Linked DNA regions of Homo sapiens: regions 1, 2 and 3 are each linked to region 4. The links are chromatin contacts, found by Hi-C or POLR2A ChIA-PET in ENCODE. All regions are on one chromosome and are shown on one strand. The core of a region is the stretch at or near the end of the contact, and the rest is flanking DNA. Distances in the headings are between cores, read along the strand shown. Region 1 holds the start of ZNF813 (zinc finger protein 813). Region 2 holds the start of ZNF761 (zinc finger protein 761). Region 3 holds the start of ZNF841 (zinc finger protein 841). Region 4 holds the start of ZNF83 (zinc finger protein 83).

Region 1 (2,700 bases), core at 39-2,538, 830 kb before region 4:
GGGACCTCTGCCCTAGAAAGCCTGGGTATTGTCCAAGTTTCCCCCCACTGAGACAGCCTGAGATATGGCCTCGTGGGAAAGGAAAGACCTTACATCCCCCAGCCGGACACCCGTAAAGAGTCTGTGCTGAGGAGGAGTAGTGAAAGAGGAAGGCCTCTTTGCAGTTGAGATAAGAGGAAGACTTCTGTCTCCTGCTGGTCCCTGGGAATGGAATGTCTAGGTGTAAAGCTGACCATTTCCATTCGTTCTATTCTGAGATAGGAGAAAACCGCCCTGTGGCTGGAGGCGAGATATGCTGGCAGCAATACTGCTCTGTGACTCTTTGCTACACTGAGATGTTTGGGTGAAGAGAAACATAAATCTAGCCTACGTGCACATCTGGGCACAGTACCTTTCCTTGAACTTATTCATGATATAGATTCCTTTGCTCACATGTTTTCTTGCTGACCTCTCCCCACCTGTTGCCCTGCTACACTCCCCTCACTAGGACAGTAAAAATAATGATCAATAAATACTGAGGGAACTCAGAGGCTGGCACTGGTGCCGGTCCTCCGTATGCTGAGCGCCGGTCCCCTGGGCCCACTGTCCTTTCTCTATACTTTGTCTTTGTGTCTTATTTCTTTTCTCAGTCTCTCTTCCCACCTGACGAGAAATACCCACAGGTGTGGAAGGGCTGGCCTCCTTCAACAGGACAAGCCCCGGGCACCTCCCCAACGTGGGCTCAGGGGAAGCCGTGACTGCGGAGGGGAGACCTAGGAAGCAGCAGGGCCCGGCAGGAGGAGGGAGGTGGGGGGGGGGGGGCGCGAGGGCGCCTTAAGACAAGGGTGGGGTCTGCAGGATCCCGGGACCAGACAGAGGACGCGGCCTTCCCGGGACTGGGGCCGCGGTTCTGCGCTCCACCGGCCGAAGTGGGCGAGAATCCACCCCTTGGGTGAGGACTTCAAAAAGCGCGGGGTGGGAGGAGTCAGAGAAAGGTTTAGAGCAGGAAAAATGCGCGATAGAAAGTGTATACATTGCCCTATAGCAGAAAGACCCGGGACGGGACCAGCCTCAGGGCGACCTTAAACACAAAAGGAAGCGACCCCCGGACTCTCACGGGGTCGTCTCAATTTGCTCTGGGTGAAGGAAGACGGCTGAGAATTTCCAGGTTTGTGGGGACCCCACGCCCCAGGTACAGAAGCGCCAGGGACCTGGGAAGTGCAGACCTAATACAACACAGAGCCAAACTCACGCGCTGCCGTGGGACCGTCACTCCACGCGATCCGCTTCCGGGTTTTCGCGAATCTGCGCGCAGGACAGAAGCCAGGCCTGGGCGGGACCTGGGAGGTGGGCGGGGCCTGACGAAGCAGGGGCGGGGCGAGAGGCGGAGAGACTTTGCCCTTTGGAAGGCGCAGAGGGCGGGGCCGGGGTGGGACCTGTGAGTCCGTCACCCTCGCTCCAGCGCCTGTTTTAGGGTTTTGGAGTCGAGACCGGCCAGTAAGGTTGAGGCACTATTCAAAAGCCCTGGAATTGTCTGGAACGGGGATGCAAACTAGAATGTGAAATGCAAAGCCCTGCCTGGGCGGAAGGTACGATTTCATGCTGACGGCCCACAAAACAAAATAGAAATCCTCCCCCTTTCTATTCTCCATTCACTCAGGAGGGCAAGTCCACCCCGTGCTCAACTTCAGAGATTTCCCTAAAGCCACCGCCATGGATGCGGGACGGAGTGCTCAGGCCAGGGAGGAGTGAGGTGACCACCTGCTGGATGGGGCGCCGGGGTGGGAGGGATGCGCGCGCGGGGGCAGGAGCCTGAGGTCCCAGCTACTCAGGAAGCAGCGGCGGGAGGATCGCTGAGCCTGGGGGTCCAGGCCAGCCTGAGCGACAAAGTAACACCCCCTCCCGCAGCGCTTCCTTCCTCGTCTCTTTTTTTCCTTTTTTTTTTTTAATGTTTTAAAATACAATTTTGATTGTGTGAGATAGGGATCCAACAGTATTCTTTTCCATCTGGATATTCAGTTAGTTGTCTCAGCACGTTTGTGGAAGAGATTTATTACTTTATTTATTTACTTATTTCTTTTGAGACAGAGTATTTCTCTGTCGCCCAGGCTAGAGGGCAGTAACGGGATCTCGGTTCACTGCAGCCTCTTCCCTCTTGGGTTCAAGCGATTCCCCTGCCTCAGCCTCCGGAGTACCTGCCATTACATTCGCGTGCCACCATGCCTGGCTAATTTTTGTATTTTTGTAGACGGGTTTCACCATGTTGGCCAGGCTGGTCTCAAACTCTTGACTTCAAGTGATCCGCCTGCCTCGGCCTCCCAAAGTGCTGGCATTACAGGCGTGAGCCACTGCACCTGGCCCAACAAATACTTTTTACTTCACTTTCCAATTGTTGAGAAAACATAATTGAAAACAAACAAAAAGTCTTCCCCCCAATGAGAAATCATCTCCACGACGACAATAGAGAAAGAAATTAAAACCATTTCATTAATAAATAAGCCTTAGGCCAGATTATGATGCGAAATAGACAAACAGCTAAGAGGTTGAAAAGAGAGAAAGAAACTTCACTGTTCTATACAACCCATTAAGTACATGTTTTCAAGATAAACACTAATCAGTCCTCAGGGAAGAGGACTTGACAACACCCTTGGTCACACATAGTTCATCCTGGCTCTACTTGGTAATGGAGGTAACCATCTGTGTCAGCTAAGTAGCTTCATG
Region 2 (2,700 bases), core at 1-2,500, 790 kb before region 4:
AAACCCCACTCCGTCTTTGTTGAAATGCTCAGCTTTTTAGATGTAAATCCACTGAGCCGGTGCGTATCTTAAATAAACATCCTTTTGTCTCCCCCATATCAGTCTGTCTAGTCCTCAGTTTCCCGCAACACCATCTCTGCGCCTCCTTTGCTCTCCCCGTTAAATTCTCTCTTCCCTGTTATACCCCCCTGTCCCCACTCTCTAGCACCCCAGATCCCCAGGTGTCCTCCCTGCTGTGCTTCTCCCTCTGTTCTCCTTGCCACCAGCACCACTCTGCTCTGTCTGCCCTGGCTCCAAATCCCTCCTCCTCTCCCTCACCCTGATGAGCCTCCCTCTTTGCTGTCCCTCTCCCTACCTTGCTGTCCTTCATCTCTCTGTACATCCAGCTTTTCTCTACATTTCTGCACTTGCTTTTCTCCTCCTGCTTTCTTATCGTTTTCTTTTCACTTTTGCTGTCTCTTGGCAAATCCCTCACCCATCCTCTACTTTGCCATCTGTTATAGGTCTTTCTCATTCTTCTTTTCTGTCTCAGGTTTTCCACTGCTCTCTGTCCGTCTCCTGATCCCTTTGGCCCACACAGTCACAGGAGGGTTTGGAGTAAGACGCCTGCATCCCGGGGGAGCGCATTTTCCAGGGGCTGGAGCTGGGCAGGCAGTAACACCCCGCGTCACAGGACAGGCCCCGGGCACCTCCCCAACGCGGGCTCAGGGGAAGCGGTGATTGTGGAGGCGAAACCCGTGGAGCAGCAGGGCCCGGCACAAGGAGGGAGGTGAAGGGGCGACAGCACCTTAAGGCAAGGGTGGGGTCTGCAGGATCCTAGGACCAGGCAGAGGACGCGGCCTTTCCGGGACTGGGGCAGCGGCGCTGGGCTCCAGGGGCCGACAAAGGCGAGAATCCACCTCTCAGGTGAGGACTTTAAAAAGCGCGGGGCGGGAGGAGTCAGAAAAAGGTTTACAGCAGGAAAACTACAGGTTAGAAAGTGTATACATTGCCCTGTAGCAGAAACACCCGGGACGGGACCAGCCTCAGGGGGACCTTAAACCCAAAAGGAACCGACCCACGGCCTCTCACGAGGTCGTCTCAATTTGCTCTGAGTGAAGGAAGACGGCTGAGAATTTCCAGGTTTGTGGGGATCCCAAGTCCCAGGTACAGAAGCGCCAGGAACCTGGAAGAGCAGACTTAATACAAGACAGGGCGAAACTCACGCGCCGCGGTGGCACCGTCACTCCACGCTATCCGCTTCCTGGTCTGCACGAATCTGCGCGCGCAGAGCAGAAGCCAGGCCTGGGCGGGACCCGCAAGGAGGTGGGCGGGGCCTGGACGAGGCAGGGGCGGGGCGCGAGGCGGAGAGACCTTGCGCTTTAGAGCCGGCAGAGGGCGGGGCCGGGGCGTGACCGGTGCTCCTCTCAGCTTCTCTCCTAGCACCTGTTTTCGGGTGGTGAAGGTGAGACCGCCCAGGAAGGCTGACGCATGGACTCAAAAGCCCTGGAATTGTCTGGAACGGGATACAAACTAGAATGTAAAATGCAAGGCCCTGCCTGGGCGGAACGTACGATTTCATGCTGACGGCCCACAGAACAGAACAGAAATCCTCTCCCTTTCTATTCTCCACTCACTCAGGAGGGAGAGTCCACCCCGTGCTCAGCTGCAGAGACTTCCCTAGGGCCTCCCCCTGGGATGCGGGACGGAATGCTCAGGCCAGCCAGGGGCGACCTGCTGGATAAACACAGCAAGGATTCAGGCGCGGGGGCGGGAGCCTGAGTTCCCAGCTACTCAGGAAGCAGCGGCGAGAGGATCGCTGAGCCTGGGGGTCCAGGCCAGCCTGGGCGACAAAGTAACACCCCTCCCTCAGGACTCCCTCCCTCGTCTCTCTCTCTTTTTTTCTCCATTTTTTAACGTTAAAATAAAATTTTGATTGTGTGAGATAGGGATACATTATTCTTTTCCATGTGGATATCCAGTTAGTTGTCCCAGCACATTTGTAGAAGAGATCTATTACTTTCTTTTATTTATTTACTTATTTCTTTTCTTTTATTTTGAGACAGAGCATTTCTCTGTCGCCCAGGCTGGAGTGCAGTGGCAGGAACTGGGCTCACTGCAGCCTCTGCCTCCTGGGTTCAAGCGATTCCCCTGCCTCAGCCTCCGGAGTACCTGCCATTACAGGCGCGTGCCACCATGCCCGGCTAATTTTTGTATTTTTGTAGGTGGGTTCCCCATGTTGGCCAGCTGGTCTCAACCTCCTGACTTCAAGTGATCCACCTGCCTCGGCCTCCCAAAGTACTGGGATTACAGGCGTGAGCCACTGTGCCTGGCCCCCCCAAAATACTTTTTACTTCACTGTCTAATTGTTGAGAAAATATAATTGAAAACAAACAAAAAGTCTTTCTCCAAATGAGAAATCATCTCCACGATGATCATAGAGAAAGAAATTAAAACCATTTCATTAATAAATAAGCCTTAGACCAGATTGTGATGCGAAATACAGGCAAACAGCTAAGAGGTTGAAAAAAGAGAAAGAAACTTTACTGTTCTATACAACCCATTAAGGACATGTTTTCAAGATAAACGCTAATCAGTCCTCAGGGAAGAGGACTTGACAACACTCTTGGTCACACATAGTTCATCCTGACTCTACTTGGTAATGGAGGTGACCATCTGTGTCAGCTAATTAGCTTCATTCTGAGGGACGGGGAGTAACAC
Region 3 (2,700 bases), core at 59-2,558, 540 kb after region 4:
TCCCAGCACTTTGGGAGGCCGAGGTGGGCGGATCACGAGGTCAGGAGATCGAGACCATCCTGGCTAACGCAGTGAAACCCCGTCTCTACTAAAAATACAAAAAATTAGCTGGGCGCAGTGGCAGGTGCCTCTAGTCCCAGCTACTCGGGAGGCTGAGGCAGGAGAATGGCGTGAACCCAGGAGGCAGAGCTTGCAGTGAGCCGAGATAGCGCCACTGCACTCCGGCCTGGGCGAAAGAACGAGACTCCGTCTCAAAAAAAATAATAATAATAATAACCTGACGCGTCCACCCTACTGCTGTGTCTGGTTTCCATTGGCTGGAATCGGACCCAATTCTGTGCTTGACCTGATTGGCTAGCACCTTAGAACTTCCCAAAAGAGGCAAAGGCAGAGGAGAACAAAGGAAGAGAGGAAGTAACTTGTGGAAGGCTGAGAGAGGCAAAAACACTTCCAAATAAGGAAGAGGAATAGGCTGTGACCTAATGCTTGCTTGGAACAATTCAGGCATGCCAGGGCAAATATCTAGGCTAAAATGTGGGAGCTAAGAACACAGAGTATATTGATTTATCTATTATGGCTAGCAGATATTTAAGAATATTAGCACAGGTCTTTGAGTAAATTTTGCTTCTAAGAGAGGTTACTATCTATTCTCAATTAGACTGGGAGGAAAGTCCCTTTGAAGAGGAACCTCTACTTATTTCATTTTCTACACTGTGTCTAGCACATTTCGCTTGGCATAATGTCTTCTGGGTTCCTGGATCCAGTCACTGCTCCACATCCAATCCCCACCGAGATCCCAGTTCCCTGACTACTGAGTAGCTTCAGCTTTTCTGGTAAGACTGGATGGAGTCCACCAGGCTCGGAAAAATCGGTTTTGACTTAAATCAGTTCAACTTGTTAAGAATAAATCATCTTAGTTTCCAGTATAAGTGGACCACAACTTTAAGATTCAACCTTAAATTCTGAAACATTAATTTAAAATGGGCAAGGAGCAACGCTGCTTCACAGGACAAGAAATAGTCACAAATACTCCCAAACCTGGAAAACAAAATCCTGCTGGGTGAGAGGCGGAGTGGAGAACAGGCCCCGCCTCGGCCCCGCCCACCCCTGGAGGCCCCGCTTCATCCCAGTTTTCGGTCCAGCCAAGCCCCACCTAGTCACGCCCCCTACCGCCCTGGGCCTCCCACCACCCTTTCGGGCCACTCCCAAGTCAGGCCAGTCTTTCCGCCCAGCCCTTTCCTAGTCGCGCCCCGCCTAGGCCCCGCCCCCAGGCCGCCCAGTTTTTCTTTCCGCGCCCAGTTTCCTGCACACCCGGAAGCAGATCGCGCTGGGGAAAGGCCACGTCGCTATGAGTGTGTTTCAGTCTACCTGGATTAAACGTTTGCTTCTCTTCGTCTACCTTGATTAAACGTGCACTTCGCAGTCCTCGGTTCTCCATACCCGTGACCTGGGGATCGCTACGGACCTTAAAATACCCGCAACAGCCCCTTCGTCCCAAGTAAGTAGGAGAATTGCTTCCCTTTCGGTTTAAAATCTCTCTGAGGCCGTTCCTTGCTCTCTGCCTTTCTTCCTTAGGACCATGTAGACAACCCCATTCAGGTAGTGTTCCCGCTTAAAACCCTCTGCTTGGGCCCCGCGCCAAGTCGAGTCCTCATTCGGGATGTGGACTAGCGCCCTTCGCGATCCCCGAGCTCCTCCGTCGTCTGCCCCTGGAGGGGAGCGCCCACTGTCCGGCTCCTGAAGGAGCCGCTTCTCCTCCCACGTCCTGGGATTCTGCAGACCCTCCCTGTCGTGAGACATCGTTCTCCGCGCCACCTCGTGTCGTCCTCACGCCGGGTCCTTCCGCTCCCCAGGCTTCCCCTTCACAGCCACTGCTTTTCTTGACTCCCCGTTGGGACAGGTTACCTGAGTCTGTCTTGTGACACCCAGTGTTCTTCCTTCCCAAATTTTACTCCACTGGAAAATGTGCTCTTCCGGGAGGTGGGCATCCTATTCCTCCCCTTTCCTCCCGAATGTGTGGGTGAGAGGGATCAGGAGAGGAAAAGACGGGGAACGACGGAGCAAAAGGAAAAACTGAGGAGAAAAGAATGAGGGAGACCCATAAATACACGGCAAAATGGATGATACTTTAGGGACTTGCAAAGAGAGCAAGAGTGAAAGAGAACGGATGGAAAAAGTAGCAGGGGGAGAAAAGCACACAGAGAAATTTAGAAAAAAAGGGGACCTTCAGAGAGATGAAGGGCAGCAAAATAGAGTGGGGCGGCAAAGGAGGAGGCACTGCAGACAGACAGACAGTGGGGAGAAGGTGAAAGAGTTGGAGCCGCGGCTGACAGAGCTACGTGGTGCTGGGACTGAAAGAGAGGGAGAGAGGGCAGTGGGTGACAAGCAGAGTAGAGGGAGAACCACAGCAGGGAGTAAGCCTAGGAAATTGGGGGTGCTAGAGAGTGGGAACAAAGGAGATGTAACAGGGAAGAGGGAATTTAACAAGGAGAGCAGAGAGGGAGCTTAGATGGGGGAAAAGAGGCAGAAATACGTGGAGATTGGGGACAATCGGAAAGATTGGGGAGAAAGAGCTACGAGAGGTGAAGTAAGTTGCAGAGCATTGGGCAGAACAGACATAAAAGAGGGAATAAAGAAAGGGGTGCAAAACAGAAAAGGAGAAAAAAAAGACGCTCAGAATGAGAGAGGGAAACACATAGC
Region 4 (2,866 bases), core at 221-2,720:
TTTCACTATTATCATCGTGAAGATGATTTCTCATTGGGGGGAAGATTTTTTTTGTTTTCCATTATATTTTCTCAAAATTTAAAGAGTAAAGAAATGAATATTTTTTGGGCCAGGAAGTGTGGCTTATGACTATAATCCCAGCACTTTCAGAGGCTGAGGCAGTCAGATCACTTGAAGTCAGAAGTTCGAGACCAGCCTAGCCAATATAGTGAAACCTCGTTTGTATCGAAAATACAAAAATTAGCCGGGCATGGTTGTGCGCGTCTGTAATGTCAACTACTCCGGAGGCTGAGACAGGAAAATCGGTTCAACCCAGGAGGCAGAGGCTGCAGTGAGCCCAGATCTCGCCACCGCATTCCAGCCTGGCCAAAAAAGAAAACTCTGCCTCAAAAAAAAAAAAAAAAAAAAATAGAAAAAACTAAATATATAAAAGAAAATAAGCCGGGCGCGGTGGCTCACACCTGTAATCCCAGCACTTTGGGAGGCCGAGGCGGGCGGATTACTTGAGGTCGGAAATTTGAGACCAACCTGACCAACATGGAGAAATCCCATCTCTACTAAAAATACAAAATTAGCAGGGCATGGTGGCACATCCCTGTGATCCCAGCTACTTGGGAGATAGAGGCATGAGAATCGATTGAACCTGGGAGACAGAGATCGCGCCATTGCACTCCAGCCTGGTCAACTAGAGCAAAACTCCATCTCAAGAAACAAAAAAAGAAACTGATAGATCTCTTACACAAATACGCTGGGACAACTAACTGGATATCCACGTGGAAAAGAATAATGTTGGATCCCTATGTAACATCATCAAAAATTTTATTATAAAAAAGAAAAGAGAGAGAGAGACGAGGAAGGGAGCCCTGCGGGAGGGGGTGTTACTTTGTCGCCCAGGCTGGCCTGAACTCCCAGGCTCGGCGATCCTCCCGCCGCTGCTTCCTGAATAGCTGGGACCTCAGGCTCCCACTCCCGCGCCCATATCCCAGCTGTGTTTAAGCCGCAGGTGGTGACCTCACCCATCCTTGGCCTGAGCACTCCATCCTGCATCTCAGGCAGTGGCCTGAGTCTCTAAAGCTGAGCACAGCGTGGACTCTCTCCCAAGTGAATGGAGAATAGAAAGGGAGAGGATTTCTATTCGGTTCTGTGGGCTATCAGCATGAAATTGTACCTTCCGCCCAGGCAGGGCTTTGCATTTCACATTCTAGTTTGCATCCCCGTTCCAGATAATTCCAGGGCTTTTGAATCATGCCTCAGCCTTCCTGGCCGGTCTCGCCTCCAAAACCCGAAAAATGCCTCTGCGCTGGGAACGATGCTGAGAGACTCACAGGTCCCGCCCTGGCCCCGCCCACTGCTGGTTCTAAAGGGGAAAGTCTCTCGGCTTCCCACCCCGCCCCTACCTCATCCAGGCCCCGCCCACCTCGCGGGCCCCGCCCAGACCTGGCTTCTGTACTGCGCGCGCACATGCGCGCAAACCCGGAAGCGGATTATGTGGAGTGAAAGTTACACCGTGGCGGTGAGTTTCGCTCTTCTATTAAGTCTGCGCTTACCAGGTCCCCGGCGCTGCTGTACCTGAGACGTGGGGTCCCCACAGACCTGGAAATTCTCTCCCTTCTTCCTTCACCCAGGACAAATTGAGACGTCCCCATGAGAGTCCGGATATCGCTTCCTTTTGGGTTTAAAGTCGCCCTGAGGCTGGGCTGTCCCCGGTCTTTCTGCTGTAGGGCGATGTATACACTTCCTGTCGCGTAGTTTTCCTGCTCAAAACTGTTTTCTGACTCCTCCCGCCCCTCGCTTTTTAAAGTCCTCACCCGAGAGCTGGATTCCCGCCCTGGGCGCCTCCCACCCTCGCCTTCGTAGGCCACTGGAGCGCAGCGCCAGGGCCCCAGTCCCAGGGAGGCCGCGTACTTTGCCTGGTCCTGGAATCCTGCAGACCCCAACCTTGTCTTAAGGCGCCGTCTCCCCCCCACCTCCCTCCTCGTGGCGGGCCCTGCTGCTCCACAGGTCTCTCCTCCACAGTCACCTCTTCCCCTGAACCCGCGTTGGGGAGGTACCCGGGGCCTGTCCTGTGACACGGGGTGTTCTTGCCTGCCCAGCTCCAGCCCCCGGAAAACGAGCTCCTCCGGGATGCAGGCGTCTTATCCAAACCCTCCTGTGATTGTGTCGGCCAAAGGCATTGGGAGACAGAGCAGTAGAAAAGCTGAGACAGAGAAAAGAATGAGAAAGACCCATAACAGAGGGCAAAGTAGAGGGTGGGTGATGGATTTGTCAAGAGACAGCAAAAGTGAAAAGAAAAAAAAAGAAAGCAGGAGGAGAAAAGTAACTGGAGAAACGTAGAGAAACCTAGATGTACAGAGAGATGAAGGACAGCAAGGTAGGGAGAGGGGCAGCAAAGAGGGAATCTCATCAGAGTGAGGGAGAGGAGGAGGGATTTGGAGCCAGGGCAGACAGAGCAGAGTGGTGCTGGTGGCAAGGAGAACAGAGGGAGAACCACAGCAGGGAGGACACCTGGGGATCTGTGGTTCCACATATTGGGGACAGGGGGTATAACAGGGAAGACGGAATTTAACAGGGAGAGCAGAGGATGCACAGAGATGGGAGAAGAGGCGGAAATATATCAAGATTGAGGACGATAGAACGATTGGGGAGAAGGAACAGCAAGAAGTTAGGTAAGTTGCGAGGATGGAGCAGAAGAGGTGGAAGAGAAGGAATAGAGGGAAGAAGGGGATAAACAGCAGGAGAGGAGAGGGGTACAAAATGAGGAGCAGAATGCCAGGTAAAAAGAAAAGAAAACAAGAGCTAGAGAGAGAAGGGGAGAATGAGAGATATGTACACAATTAGGGAGGGAAGCACAGTAATGAAGAAAGAT

What was found. A loop is a pair of places that touch in the nucleus more often than their neighbours do. ChIA-PET counts read pairs that join two places held with the same protein, here RNA polymerase II (POLR2A). Pooled maps may share reads with other maps.
Region 1: a loop to region 4 is called in a map of naive thymus-derived CD4-positive, alpha-beta T cell, with 19 times the contacts of the local background. The contact joins the promoter of ZNF813 here to the promoter of ZNF83 in region 4. A Hi-C loop is called at or near these places in 1 of 168 maps with a recorded cell type or tissue (naive thymus-derived CD4-positive, alpha-beta T cell) and 7 of 50 pooled maps. POLR2A ChIA-PET finds 5 or more read pairs at or near these places in 1 of 52 experiments (activated B cell).
Region 2: a loop to region 4 is called in a map with no recorded cell type, with 20 times the contacts of the local background. The contact joins the promoter of ZNF761 here to the promoter of ZNF83 in region 4. A Hi-C loop is called at or near these places in 2 of 37 single-sample maps with no recorded cell type and 8 of 50 pooled maps.
Region 3: a pooled map shows a loop between it and region 4 (7-fold over the local background). The contact joins the promoter of ZNF841 here to the promoter of ZNF83 in region 4. A Hi-C loop is called at or near these places in 1 of 37 single-sample maps with no recorded cell type and 7 of 50 pooled maps. POLR2A ChIA-PET finds 5 or more read pairs at or near these places in 2 of 52 experiments (B cell and activated CD8-positive, alpha-beta T cell).

What each region holds. Positions count from the first base shown.
Region 1 is chr19:53,466,321-53,469,020 of GRCh38, reverse strand. It overlaps ZNF813 (zinc finger protein 813), which reads right to left and starts at 1,288. Exons shown (of 4, transcript NM_001004301.4): 1 at 1,232-1,288. RefSeq lists enhancers at 1-506, 507-1,068, 1,005-1,244 and a silencer at 1,315-1,444.
Region 2 is chr19:53,430,534-53,433,233 of GRCh38, reverse strand. It overlaps ZNF761 (zinc finger protein 761), which reads right to left and starts at 1,250. Exons shown (of 5, transcript NM_001289951.2): 1 at 1,206-1,250. All of the region lies in intron 9 of ZNF765-ZNF761 (ZNF765-ZNF761 readthrough), which reads right to left. It also overlaps the pseudogene TPM3P9. RefSeq lists a silencer at 1,294-1,373.
Region 3 is chr19:52,094,373-52,097,072 of GRCh38, reverse strand. It overlaps ZNF841 (zinc finger protein 841), which reads left to right and starts at 1,308. Exons shown (of 7, transcript NM_001136499.2): 1 at 1,308-1,498.
Region 4 is chr19:52,636,959-52,639,824 of GRCh38, reverse strand. It overlaps ZNF83 (zinc finger protein 83), which reads left to right and starts at 1,470. Exons shown (of 3, transcript NM_018300.4): 1 at 1,470-1,513. It also overlaps the pseudogene LOC124904757. RefSeq lists a silencer at 1,223-1,422 and enhancers at 1,633-1,752, 1,506-2,023, 2,024-2,542.